Linked DNA regions of Homo sapiens: region 1 is linked to region 2. A link is an interaction called in ENCODE POLR2A ChIA-PET data of the cell type or tissue named here. Cell type or tissue: HepG2. All regions are shown on one strand. Each heading gives the region's core, and the rest is flanking DNA. Links, peaks and the distances in the headings are about the cores only.

Region 1 (4,475 bases), core at 231-4,230, 150 kb after region 2:
TGGTCCAATTGTTAGTAAAAAGGTGCTTTGAAGGCTGCGGCTCTGCAGTTCTTATTCACTGGCTGGGACCGTGTGCTTCCATGGGTTCATTAAGGGGCGCATTAGCATTACATTAATTGGCATAAACAGCTGTAGCACAAACCTCCAGCAGATAGGAGGCTAGAGGCACAGAGAACAAAGGGAGAGGCAGGAAAGCAACAATTGGCTGACCTGAAGCTGTCTAGGTCAGGCATGGCATTTGGTCCCTCTTCATTTCTAAGTTCTCATGAATGTGGACACCCAGTCGGCAGCCCAAAGCCTTTCTCATTTCCATCTCAATCTCCAGGAAGAATTACAATGAGAATAACAGCTACTGAGGCAGAGAACAGATTCTGAATATTAAAATACACACTAGGCAGGAGCTGGGAAAAGGAAGAATAAGACAGGTTTTCCTTTTGGTCTTAACAAAGCATGACAGTCAAATGCTACCATATACCTGCTGTATAAGCTCTGTACCAGACAGGACCTTTCAAGGACCCTTACCAAGTCCCTTCAATTATTATTCACTTCTTATCTCTATGCATTTATTAGGCATCTCTGATGTACCAGACTCTGAGGTAGCCATCATAGGAATATAATTTAAAAAACACAATCCCAATCTCAGGGAACTAAATCTAATGGAGGAATAAGCATACATAGAGGGGATTCTTGTTATGTGAGGATAACTACTATCCAAAAATACCACTTAAAGTTAACTGACAAGGGACCAAAATTTCTTAGTAAATTTTTTTAAAATGTTGATGGGGCCTTTAATTTATCAAGACAAACATTTTAAAATGTTTATAATTCCTAATTTAATAAAACTTGTTATATTGCCCACAAAGTTAATTCTTAGAACAAAGAACATCCGTCACTTCACATTTGGCTTTCAAAACATATCGATAAGAGGATCAATTTTATAAAAATATTCAAGAGCTTCATCAATTTTTCCCAAGGGTCTCTTTTAATCCTTTGTTACTCAAATCATTGTCCTCCGAATGTCCTGTTATGTCATTACCCACATTAATTCTCCCTTCAATTTTAAATTGGTCTAAATTTACCTAATCCTCATTTGTCAGTGATTTTTGTGCGTGTGATTCAGGCCATTATCCAATATTGCCTTATTTCAACTTCCTAAATTTTTTCAACATTCATTTTAGAATCCACTTGCATTACATTGTTCAATGTTAATAATCCTACCATTAGAAAAGCACTTACTGACAAAGAGGGGTGAATGTACAGACCTTACTGGTGAGCAGGGAGGAATGTTTGAGTGGGGGCTAATTTTATAAGTCCCTATAGATAACAAATGAACTTCAATACTAATTATAGTGCAAAGGACGGAGAGAGTACTACGAAAATTCAAGAAAGTTTGATGAATATATGTCGAGGGAGTGCAAAAGTAAATTATTTTATTCAGTCTTTCAACAAATATGTATTAAGAGCCTACTACATGCCAGGCACTGATCAAGATACTGAAGATACAGCAAAGAACAAAACAAAGTACTACCCTCTAGGAACTTAAAATCATAAATGGGAGGATGAAAACTGGGGAAGCCTACATGGAAGAACTGGCATCCAAGTTGCATCTTGAGGAATAAAGAGTTTTAAAAGCATAGAGGAAAACAGAATTCCAGGCTGAGGGAACAGGGTAATATGATATGAAATGGAATGAAACTGAAACTGTCTATTTAGAGAGATAGAGTAGGGTTAGAAGAGATGATGCTGAAGAGGTAGGTGAGGTCAAATTATTAAGTTCCCTGAATAACTAATTTACATATTATCCTATAAACAATGGAGACACACTGATGGCTTTTGGGAAGAACAGTGACAGGATCAGAAAAATTACTCCAGGCAGAATAATGAATAAATAAGAGGGCACAAAGACTGGTTGCCACGACACTAGTTAATAGGTTACTAAAAGTCAAGGGAAGAGATGATTACAGTCTAAATCAGAGCAGAAAGGATAGAGAAATAAAAATAAACTGGTAAAAAAAACTACAGAGATAAAACTAACAAGGCTTGATAATCCATTGGACTGATAGCAAGAGCTTATTCATTCTGCAAATATTTACAAGCCTCACTGTGTTCCAAGCATTGTACTAAGTGATGAGGTACAATGGTGACCAAAAGACATGACCTTTGACTCCATGGAGTTGAAAGTCTAGACATAACCAAGAGTCAAATAAATACAGAATCACAAATCATTATAAATGCCATCGCAGAAAATAACAAAGTGCTGTAAGAGGAAAACAGAGGGGCTCTTCTTCTTCTTTTTTTTTTTTTTTTTTTTGAGACGGAGTCTCGCTCTTTCACCCAGGCCGGACTGCAGTGGCGCGATCTCAGCTCACTGCAAGCTCCGCCTCCCGGGTTCACGCCATTCTCCTGCCTGAGCCACCCCCGCGAGCAGCTGGGACTACAGGCGCCCGCCACCGCGCCTGGCTAATTTTTTGTGTTTTTAGTAGAGACGGGGTTTCACCGTGTTAGCCAGGATGGTCTCGATCTCCTGACCTCGTGATCCGCCTGCCTAGGCCTCCCAAAGTGCTGGGATTACAGGCGTGAGCCACCGCGCCCGGCGTGGGGCTCTTCTTTAGATTAGAAAGGTCCTGGTTTACAGTAGACAATGAGTATTTGTTTACTGAATGAGAAGGAGAAGCCAGAATTGCGAACAGCAAACCAGGGGTAAAGAACAGGTGTGAAGGCCCTGAGGAGAGACAGACTTTCTCAAACTCTGTAGAATAGAAAAAAAAAAAAAGGGATGAAAAGGAAAAAGGGAGAGAGAAAAAGAAAGAAGGAAAGAAAAAAAAGAAGGAAGGGAGGAAGGGAGGGAGGGAGTCAGCCAGCCAGCCAGCCATTGAGGTACAGGATTATTGGGTACATCTGTGGCTATAAGGTTTTTTGTTTGCTTTTTTTTTTTTTTTTTTAAAGTTAAGTTTGGCACCATGAACATCATTAATGGCCTTAGCAAGAGCAGTTATGATGAGGTTGTGGAGACAGGAGGGGAGTAGGCTGCAGAATAAATAGGAGGTAAGGTACTCGAAGTAGAAGTTGTAAATAGCTATTTTAAAAAGACTAGCTTTGAAGGAAAGCAGAGATAGGGTTTATCTAGAAGCTGACATGGGATCCCAGGAGCACTTTTTTTTTTTGGTGAAGAAAAGGAAAATTATTTTCCTTTAAGTAGAATGTTTGAATGATGCTTAGGGTAACTCAGTAGAAGGCAAAATTTAAAGATGCCATAAAGCGAGATTTCTAAAATGGGACCATGGGAAACAATCTAAAAACATGTGGAGGAGCAAGCGAAGAAGAGATGAGGCAAGAGAACAGAATGACTTCTTTCATTGTAAAAGAAGGGGCAAAGGAAGGAATGGGTACAAATCCAAGTAAATTCTAAGTAGGAATATGAAGCTTCTATTTCATCTGTGATATATGAGGCAAAGTCTGGAGGGTGGGGGCAGAGAGGTAAAGGGCAGAAAAAAAGTGGCAGAAGGAGAATAAGAGTAAAACTGAAGACAATTCTGAGGAAAAGCATGCAATTATTTCCAGAGATAGAAAACACAGGCAGAAAACTAGGCTTGTGGAAAAGGTAAATGAGTCAGTTGAATAGGCCAATTCCTGAAGAAATCATCAAAAGAAAGGCTGTAGTGGTTTTTTCAGTTTGCAAATGTCAAATCCTGTCAAGAGCCCATTAGGTCTTCTACCCTTTGATCCAGTAATCCCACCTATAGAAATTTATTCTAAAGAAGTAATCTTTGAAAGGAGAAAGCTATATGCAGTGCTATTGGGTAAAATTACAGTATAATTTATAATAGGAAAAGAAAAACCTAAAAACCTACACCTGATAGTTTTATGTGTCAACTTGGCTAGGCTATAGTCCCCAGTTATTCAATTAAACATTAATGTAGATGTTGCTGGGAAGGTATTTTGCAGATGTGGTTAACATCTACAATCAGCTGACGTTAAGTAAAGAATATTATCCTCCATAATCTGGATGGACTTCATCTAATCAGTTGAAAGGCTTTAAGAGCAAAACTGAAGTTTCTCTAAGAAAGAATTATTCTACTGGTTCTGTTTCTCCAGTAGAACATTGACTGACACAATAGTTTCGGGTAAATTATGGAACATCATCTTAAATTTTACAATGAAGACTAAAGAGTAACATGCGGGAATGTGTATAAGTCAAGAAAAAAGGGCAAACAACAAACTTAGGTCTACATTATGATTACAACTACATGTATGTTTATGTATGTTTACATACACCAAAAAAGGAAACAGAAAAGGGTTGTCAGGATGGCATCATAACTAAATTTTAAATTGATTCAAAAGTTTGTGAAACAAAGCCCTGTTATTTTTAATGGAACAAAGTCACATTATTCATGTTAAGCTTTATTAGAATAGTGTGGCACTTTAAAGAAACCCATACTAATCCAAAAGAAAACTGCGAATTTTGAAACATTGCC
Region 2 (4,475 bases), core at 265-4,264:
GCCTGGTCCTTGCCTGAATATGATGGTGTAGTGTCTCCTAATCCAGTAAGCCCCGAAATGCCAGTGAGGAAGGCTATTTTTTCACCTTTCTGAGTAAAGGGCTTGAAACATCAAAGAATAGCTGGCCTGACAAGGGCAGCAATCCAATAGATACATGACGTGGCTGGTAGAACCGTGGCCTCTGGTCCGTTACACCACTTCATTTATCAGTTAGGAGTGCACAGGCTGTCTCCTGACAATAGCAGGGGCAAAAGTCTACGTCTTGTTATGGCAGACAAGTGGCCTGGTCAGCATTCTACTAAGACTGATTGCCTTAAGCATTGGCTGTAGCCAGTTTCCATGGAGCTTGAAGGACAACTCCTTTTCTGGGAGGCCAGCCTGTAGGGAAGGCCCAAGTTAGCCGTATTTCTCCACCACTGCAGTTCTCCACCTCCAATCTCTGTGTGGCCTCTATGCATCATACCCTGTTCCATCAGTAATATATGCCACTTCAACCTATAGGCAACTATGGAGAATGGTTAATACAGCAACTATGGCAGTGGTTCTCAAACTTGAGCTATATCAGAAATACCTGAAGGGTCTATTAATACACAGACTGCAGATCCATGGAGGGCCCTGAGAATTAGTATTTTTAAGGAGTTCCCAGGTGATGCTAATGTTGCTGGTCCAGAAACCACACTTTGAAAATCACTGGAATAGAGAAAGCCATGAATAGTCCTACCCTACGTCAAGGGCTAAGGGGGCCCAGACTCGGCCAAGAGAAGAGGTACCAGAGTTCTGATGGGAGTTAGATAACCATTAGACAACCATATGCCTTTTCCTGTATGCAGAATACTGATTATTTTACTTACTGCTAATCACAATCCATAAACAATAAGATGTGTAGATTAGGGTACAGGCCACCCTTTGTCTGTCAGATTATAAAGATCAATTCTATGATCTAAATCCACTTTGGTTAAAATACTAACATTAGTAGCAACTGCAATAATAAATAAAAATAAAACCACCCTGGTTAAGGAGTCCAGGCTAATCCACTGGGTGACTAGACGGGTCCCATTAGCTATTTAGCCTAGAATGACTGCAGATTTTCTATTACTGTCTTTAGTTTCAATTACTCCTGGCCAGGAATATGACTACATTGTGACTCCTAGTCCTCCTCCCTGACTGGCAACTGGGAAGTTTTCTCCTTCGTATCTAGGCCAGATTGTGGCTGTGGGGGCCCGAAGATCCCAGAAAACATGAAACAGCTGAGTATTTACCTCAGGGTTGTAGGTCTTGGTCTCTGGAGGCAAACAAGGCCATTTGGCCACACAGGAAGAAGCTAGGAGAGACACATGGTCCAGTCCAAAGTTATGTGTGTGCACATGCATGCATGCACTGTGTGGAGTAAAGACAACAGTCATGGTTACAGGGCTTGGATAGAGGCTAACTGAGGCCTGTTGGATTGCTTTCAGGCCTTTCCCAATGACCAGGAATTCTGTGTCATCCCAAGAGGATGAGGACAAGCTAGACATTGAGACCTGAGTCCATTGTTGACAGTTTCACAGGCAGGTGGGTAGTCTAGTGTAATTCAACAGAGTAGGAGAGGAAGCTGGAAGTGGTAAAATGTTATGAAACACTAGACTGTTTCCAGCTCTCCCCTGCTGCAGGTAGTAACTGATGGCTGATCCAATATTGTGACAGGTTAGCAAAGGAGCCACTGGCAGCCAATCAGAGATGCCTGGAAGAATGTGGGATAGCCTGAGTGACAATCCTCCCAGAGGGATCTAAGAACAAGGTAGTGCATCTTCCCTCCACTTATCTCCTACAATTTCAGGTATTCCCTTATTTCTGGTGAGGGGCTTCTTCTGAAAAAATCTATAACATCTGGCCCAGTACAATCACCTTAACAGGAAAACAGGAGTAGCCCCATCACCCCCTGTCTTCTTATATGACCCCATAGTAGTTGAACTGCATTTACTTGCACCCAAGGGTGAGGGCAAGCTAGCACAGTGCCCATGTGGCAAGGTATATAATAACATCAAATGCAGGATAAAGGTGTTAGTGTGACCTCAGATAGATCAGCTACACTAGATAGCCATGAGACAGCAGTGCCTTCAGGTTGGTGTCTGCCCACTCTTGGTATAGGGCATTGTGCAGAATTCCCAACTACCAAAGAGAATCAGGGTAACAAAAAAAAAAAGTGCAAAGGTGTGGAAAGGTATATCTAGGTTCAGGTCCCTGCAGTGCAGCTGTACTACTCTAGTTATTTTCTCATCCCCTAATTCCTAAGTCCAGATGGACCCTTGCAGGATGTGTTGGAAAGAATTCTGTTTTTTTTGTTTGTTTGTTTTTGTTTTTTGAGATGGAGTTTCACTCTTGTTGCCCAGGCTGGAGTGCAATGGCGTGATCTCAGCTCACTGCAACCTCTGCCTCCCAAGTTCAAACGATTCTCCTGCCTCAGCCTCCTGAGTAGCTGGGATTACAGGCATGCGCCACCATGCCCAGCTAATTTTGTATTTTTAGTAGAGACAGGGTTTCTCCATGCTGGTCAGGCTGGTCTCAAACTCCCGACCTCAGGCAAACCACCTGCCTCGGCCTCCCAAAGTGCTGGGATTACAGGTGTGAGCCACCACACCCGGCAGCTGGAAAGAATTCTAAGATGACCCACCAACATTCCCAGCCATTGGTGTACACATACCTTCTCCCAGTTATTCAATCTAGGTACTGTGGTGAAGGGGTTTGCAGATGTAATTAAGTTCTCCAATCAATTGACCTAGAAATAGGGATTATTTAGGCAAGCCTGATCTAATCACATGAACACTTTAAAAGTTTTCTCAGGCTTTCCGAGTCCTGGCCCACGGGCGTTGGGTATGAGCAGCGCCCTCCGCCCTCCGCCCTAAGGGTTCGTGGCCCACCGCTCCTTCGCAGTCCCTGCCGCCACCGTCCACGCTCTGCGTTGTAGAGAAGACAGTGGGTCGGAAGAGCGCCATCGCCGCCAGTGTATGTGGGGCCCTTTTTATCAGGTACTGCATCTACTTTTACCACAAAAGACGAAGTGACCCCAATTTCAAGAACAGGCTTCGAGAACGAAGAAAGAAACAGAAGCTTCCCAAGGAGAGAGCTGGGTTTTCCAAGTTACCTGACCTTAAAGATGCTGACGCTGTTCAGAAATTCTTCCTTGAAGAAACACAGCTTGGTGAAGAGTTACTAGCTCAAGGTAAATATGAGAAGGGTGTAGACCATCTGACAAATGCAATTGCTGTGTGTGGACAGCCACAGCAGTTACTGCAGGTCTTACAGCAAACTCTTCCACCACCAGTGTTCCAGATGCCTCTGACTAAGCTCCCAACAATTAGAGAATTGTAAGTGCTTAGAGCTTGGCTGAAGATGATGTGGAATGAGAAACAAATGTCAACATAATAAAATCTCAGTTAAAAATATTTAAGGCCGGGCGCGGTGGCTCATACCTATAATCCCAGCACTTTGGAAGGCCAAGGCAGGCGGCTCATGAGGTCAGGAGTTCGAGACCAGCCTGGCCAACATGATGAAACCCCGTCTCTACTACAGATACAAAAAATTAGCCGGGTGTGTTGGCGGGCGCCTGTAAGCCCAGCTACTTGGGAGGCTGAGGCAGGAGAATCGGTTGAACCAGGGAGGCGGAGGTTGCAGTGAGCTGAAACCATGCCATTGCACTTCAGCCTGGATGACAGGGTGAGACTCTGTCTCAAAAAAAAAAAAAAAAAAAAAAAAAAAAAAAAAAAATATATATATATATATATATATATATATATATAATTCTTGGTAGTTGAGCAGCTCCAGGGGAATAAGGGCAAATATGCTTGTTATGAACTACACTGAAATCTACCAAAGTTAATGTTTACTTTGTGTAGATCCATTTGTCTATTTTTTTCCCAGTGAAAAGTATATTTTGATAGAGAACTTTTCATTTTATAAATACACTATGAGTTACTGAAATATTATGGATTTTGTTTATTCCAGAAACATAGTTAAACTTTACATATGACATGGCTTATGTTAAAAATACCCAGTGGTCAGTTTTGAAAATAGGCAAAAAAAAAAAAAAAAAAAGTATAGGAGAAACTGAAGAATGCACACTTTTTTAGCTCATACATTTTGCTGTAAATCCGGAAATTTGGTAAACTTGGTTGTGTTTGTGAAAACTAGCATTAAAATTTTTGAGCGATCATTTATTTCCATTTAATCTCTTAGACATAAATATGTGAGGTATGCTGCTGTCCTGTGTTAACAACTTCATTCACTTTCTGTATATCGGTCTTGAAATGTTTTGTTTAAATCAGTGGGCTTAATGTGTTCTAGGTATTTACCTCCTTGGATTTTAAATACATGTAGTTGCAAATAGCACCAGGAATTAGAGCTATGTACACCCCTAATCTAGCCTTGTAAGATTCACCAGTTCCTGTGTGCTCACTTTCCCTCCATTTTTTACATGAGAGAATGCGTCCACTGATCAC

What was found. ChIA-PET counts read pairs that join two places held together with the same protein. Peaks named below come from ENCODE experiments on the same cell type or tissue, not always from the same donor. Only the 100,000 strongest peaks of a DNase experiment are listed, where the experiment ranks them.
Region 1: POLR2A ChIA-PET joins it to region 2 with 5 read pairs; 3 of 35 experiments call an interaction of 5 or more read pairs at or near these places.

Annotation. Positions count from the first base shown.
Region 1 is chr11:77,457,400-77,461,874 of GRCh38, forward strand. All of the region lies in intron 1 of PAK1 (p21 (RAC1) activated kinase 1), which reads right to left. Among named protein-coding and RNA genes, the nearest start is that of PAK1, 14 kb to the right of the region's middle. RefSeq lists an enhancer at 1-42. In HepG2, for the core only: no CTCF peak of the experiment used is centred there; a DNase peak (open chromatin) is centred at 2,132.
Region 2 is chr11:77,310,656-77,315,130 of GRCh38, forward strand. It overlaps the pseudogene TOMM20P1. Among named protein-coding and RNA genes, the nearest start is that of GDPD4, 11 kb to the left of the region's middle. In HepG2, for the core only: no CTCF peak of the experiment used is centred there; no DNase peak of the experiment used is centred there.